Linked DNA regions of Homo sapiens: region 1 is linked to region 2. A link is a loop called in an ENCODE intact Hi-C map of the cell type or tissue named here. Cell type or tissue: GM12878. All regions are shown on one strand.

Region 1 (2,500 bases), 700 kb after region 2:
GGCAAAACCCCACCTCTACTAAAAATACAAAAAACTAGCTGGGTGTGATGGCACACATCTGTAGTCCCAGCTATTCCAGAGGCTGAGGTACAAGAATCACTTGAATCTGGGAAGCAGAGAGGCTGCAGTGATCATGCCACTTCACTCTAGCCTGGGTGACAGAGTGAGACCATCTTAGATAGACAGATCGATAAATAGACAAATAGACAGATAAAAACGTACCTTTGGGGACAAATTAAATGGTTATCTAGCCATTGCTTCTTGATGTTGTCTTAGCCCATCTAAACATACACTGCCAGGGCCTAACATAAGTACAAAAGGTTCAGCTATTATTTGTGGTTAGAGATAAAGTAGTATGAAGAAAACTGACATGCTACTTCAATTTTTAAATGTCAATATTTAAATCATTAAAAAATAAAAGAAACAAAAAAAAGAGTCTACTTGGGCCACTGTTTAGAGAGAATTCAACTATAACCAGGACTGTCAACCCAGAGAAATTTTCTTTAGTTACATTTTATTGTGACTCTAAAGGTTTCATACTCCAGAGGACGGGGGGAAGGGATTACTGAATCTAGAAAAGGTACACATGTTCAAAGCAACACAATTTAAAGAATGCTCTTCTAACATACAACATATCTCCAATTTCACTGGATGTGAAGAAATACCAATACACTAATGAATACAACTTAATCATCTCACTCCTCAGAAATCTAAGAGCATCAGAAATAAGGCTTTATATATGAGGCTTTATATATGCAAAATATAAAAGTATCCCTAAGTAACATTAAATGTATATATTAAATTTAAACCAAAGAGTATGCTAATCTAGAAATGATGTTTCCCCATTAAGTCTGGGAAAGTTCCAAGGCCACAGAACCAATCTGTCTTCAATCAAAAGGAAATCTTTAGCTTTTGACTGAATTTTTTTCTTTCCATGACTAAGTAAATAAATCTGCTACATCTCAATTACCCTTTAAGCAAGATTTTGAGATCCACTCTTTGACAAACTGAAAAGCACTGAAAATAAACATTGCTCTTTCAAAACACCGATCCCATAATTCACTTTCCCCCTTTTCATTTTTGCCCACCCGAGTAGACTTTCGGGGAAGGACAGAGAGAGGAAAGACGGAAAGGAGAAAGGGAAGAAAAACTGATTCATTTAAGAATTTAAATTATTTCATCTCTTTTTATTACTTGACCTACCATTAAGACAATCTATAACAAAAAAAGTATATTAGCACACATGGTATAATCAGACTGGTAATCAGGAAGCAATACAAAACGGTCCTTTGGCCATCTATACTTTCTAGAGCAGTAAATCTCATAAATTCACTTACCAAGCCCAGGAATAATGACTTTTAAAGCCTTGAATATCAACTAAGACAAATTATGCCAATTCTGATTTCTCACATATACTTAGATTACACAAAGATAAAGCTTTAGATGTGATCATTGTTTAATGTAGACTTATCTTTAAAGTTTTTAATTAAAAACTACAGAAGGGAGTAAACAGCAAGCCAAATGATTTAACCAAATGATTTAAGAGTAAAACTCACTCAGAAAGCATTATACGTAACTAAATATACATGAGCATGATTATATACATACATGAAACTGCAATTTTATGGCATTCTAAGTAACTCATTTAAGTACATTTTGGCATTTAAACAAAGATCAAATCAAGCTTTAAGCTTGTAAGAACGTAATTTTCATTTTTAATTTTTTAAATATAAAAAGGTAGCTAAACACAAAGTACAGATCAGAAACCCTCATTTAATATAGATTATTTTGGAAATTAAAAAATTTGTAACAAGGTGGCTTTCTTACCCACCCTAAAATGTAAATAAAACCTCTTCCCCAGATTTATACTTCATACTTGGTAACAACCTAAAAGTTTTTCAAATCTATGAAAAAAATCTACCATGACCAATTTAAATTACCTGGGAAAGGGCAGGAGAAGGGATCAATAACAGAGTCAGTTAGTTGCACACAGATGGAAAAATGCTTGCAGTCACTCCCAAATATAACCCTACATTACCTTATATATAAATCACAATGAAAATAAAAGTGCCTACATTACAGAACTGTGAAATTTTGTTTAAAAAAATAATAAAAATAAACTGTTGGGTATCATTGGAATAATGTAACACATAAGGCTGGAAAATACTGAAATACAGTTAAGACTCAATACACAAGTTTACTTTAAAAAAGAAAAGAAAGAAAAGTTTGCCAGAGAAATAAATGCTAGATAGGAAAGCAGGACTTTCAGCAGGATAGCCTTTCAGACCAATTTGAAGCAACACAGACACATTATACCCTACCATCAACCCACCAGAAATTCTAGCTGAATAAAAAGGAAGGAAAAAAAGACTAAACCAAAGTAAAAAACTTCTTCCAAAATCTCATGCCCCAGTGAATGTCACGGGGAAAATTCCCGACACTGAACTTTGTCCGCCTGGCATTTCTCCCTTTAGCAGCATCACCTCTATTTCTCTGTTAG
Region 2 (2,500 bases):
TTTTTCGTTGTGAGAGACTGTCCTGTGTGTTACAGGGTATTTGTAACATTCTTAGCCTCTTCCCACCAGATGCCAGTAGCACACTCTCCCAAGACCAAAAATGTCTCCACACTTTGCCAAATATTTCCTGAGGGAGGGTTGGGGTGGGGGTAGGGGGAGGAAGACAAAATTACTCCCATTTGAAAATACTGATTTAATGCATTGATTTGGGTTGAAAATTGATTCATTTATCCAAAGGCGTCAGTGGAAAAGTTTGTTTTAATTATTTTCTGTAGTTTTTCCATACACAAGTAATGTTTCATACTCAGTGCTGAAAGGAGGTAGATTCTTGATTCTGGTTCACTCAGATTGAGGTAGTAGGGAGAAAATTTCGATTCTAATCTTGTAATAAATACATTCTATCAGTTTCATAGACTCTGTCTGCAGACTTATTCTCAAGGTCTTTGTGCATATTTGAATGCATGTCTTCTTTCAGTGCTGTTTTCAGTTAATCTTAGGTTGTCTTTGAATATTATGTGAACTATCTTCTTACATGTGAAGTTACTTATTTGCTATTCTTAAGTCATTTCTCAATGGGGTTCCCAATTTGGGACTACTCACTTTGGGCAGGGGGGATTTACAAGCCTGCATTATAAATATTAGAAGTAGGTGCCCTGGATAAAAATAAACTGTTTATAAAGACAGTGTGGCCGATCCACAAGTTTGAATAGCTTTGCTTACATTTTGAAGTTCAAAGAAAGAATCTTTTCAAAAAATCCTACTACTATTTGACTTGGCCATATATATATAGGTATTGTAAGATGCAAACCCAGGATCTTATCTTTGTCCTCATGGTTATTCCCATGCAGCTGAGGATACAAAACCTATACAGCAGACAACTGAGACAAAAGTTGAGAACTGAATTGTATAGAAAGCCACTGGAAGTTTTCTTTTGCCTAGTTAAAGCTCAAAAGAATTTACAATGTACAATTTAAATTCAGAGTTGTAACTGTGCTGGGGGACAATGAATTTTACACTGAAATGTGACAGTGTCAAGATTATTTAAAAGTATTGCATCTCTAACTTTAAAATTAAGGTTTTGTTTTTGTTTTTTTTGTTTTCTTTTTTTTAAATCTCAGTAACCATGAGAGATACAGTTTCTAATCCTGCCAGGTGGAAGCAGCACAATGCAAGGTGTGGGTGGGTGCCTAGTAGAAATGGGACAGAAAAAGAGTGAAACTCTGACCACCAGATGGCAGCAGAGGCTTGTGCCAAAGGGATACCTTTCTGGTCCCAGAAAGGGGTGGGGTAAGGCCGCTTGAGTAGTGGCAGTGACAGCAAGGCAGTCTAAGAAGCCAGAACTGAATGAACTAAGAAGCCAGAGCAGAACTCTTCTGAGCCAGAGTCACCCAAGTGCTAGTTCATTTGAGAAATGGTGAGGCAGTAATAGAGTTCAAGAGGTTAGAACAAAGTAAGAGGGGTGAGCCAGAGGATACTCCTAGCCATTCAACAAACTTAAAGAAGGCAGAACAGCTAGAGGTTGAAAAGGACAGGAATGGTTCTTAGATAGGACAGGACAAGAACCTGAAGTTAGATTGTAATCACCGGTTATAAATCCCTCCTTTGGTCTCTTTGAGGAGCCACAAAATAGGAAACGTTTCAGGCACTCTCCAAATGGCACAGAATCTAGTTATCTCTAATATTGAAAGTAAATTTTATTGATAACTGGGATAACTTGGAGGGAGATGGGCAGAGATGGTTAAAGGAAACCTCCAGAAATGGTGTTGTTTATCGTCTTTTTAAATAAAGATGTAACCATAGTCTCAAATCTAATTTTTTACTTCTCATTTCTTTTGCTTCAAAAGGGAAAACCAGTGATAGTCACATCCTTCAGAAAAATTAGTTAATTTTTTTCCTTAAACAAATCATTACTTAAGAATTTAATTGATAATTCCCACTGGGAGAAAGCATCAAGATGAGCAAAAAACAAGTGGCATTTTATTTGGAATATTTAAGAAGTAAAACAATTCCAATTGTTAGAAGAGACTTGACGTATAAGAACTAAGCATTAAAAATGGTAATTAAGATTAATTGAAGGTTTACTCTGTGAACGCCATTGTTTCATTGCTCTATGCAAATTTTGTAGAGCAAAAAATTCATTGACCAGCAGCATCAAAATTAACTGGGGAGAGTGATGCCAGCAAGATGACATAATAGAAGGTAACCCACTCATTACCCGCCACCCCCCATAACAACAATAATTCTGCACCACCACAGACCAAAGTCTCTGTGCAGGAGCCTCAGGATTCAGGTATAAGATTGTGAAACCCCAGTGGATCCCAAGACCTAGAGGTTGTTTTGAGAGTGCAGACTAGCACCCTAGTGGCTGATCTGCTGATTTTGCTTCTGGGTTCAAGCCTGGAAATGGTTCCATTCCCCAAGGAGCTTGGCTAAAAACTCATTTGGTCTTGAGCCTACAACCAAAACCATCTGCCAAGGAGTCCAGAAAGAATCATGTACA

What was found. A loop is a pair of places that touch in the nucleus more often than their neighbours do. Peaks named below come from ENCODE experiments on the same cell type or tissue, not always from the same donor. Only the 100,000 strongest peaks of a DNase experiment are listed, where the experiment ranks them.
Region 1: it touches region 2 in a loop (5-fold over the local background); 17 of 110 quality-filtered maps call a loop at or near these places.

What each region holds. Positions count from the first base shown.
Region 1 is chr17:68,531,429-68,533,928 of GRCh38, reverse strand. PRKAR1A (protein kinase cAMP-dependent type I regulatory subunit alpha) reads right to left here. Exons shown (of 11, transcript NM_002734.5): 11 at 498-2,500. Among named protein-coding and RNA genes, the nearest start is that of PRKAR1A, 20 kb to the right of the region's middle. In GM12878, no CTCF peak of the experiment used is centred here; no DNase peak of the experiment used is centred here.
Region 2 is chr17:69,234,383-69,236,882 of GRCh38, reverse strand. It overlaps PRO1804 (a long non-coding RNA gene), which reads left to right and starts at 1,871. Exons shown (of 1, transcript NR_130736.1): 1 at 1,871-2,500. It also overlaps a transcript of ABCA10 not described here. In GM12878, a CTCF peak has its summit at 1,224 (motif pointing right); a DNase peak (open chromatin) is centred at 1,242; H3K27ac peaks cover 283 bases.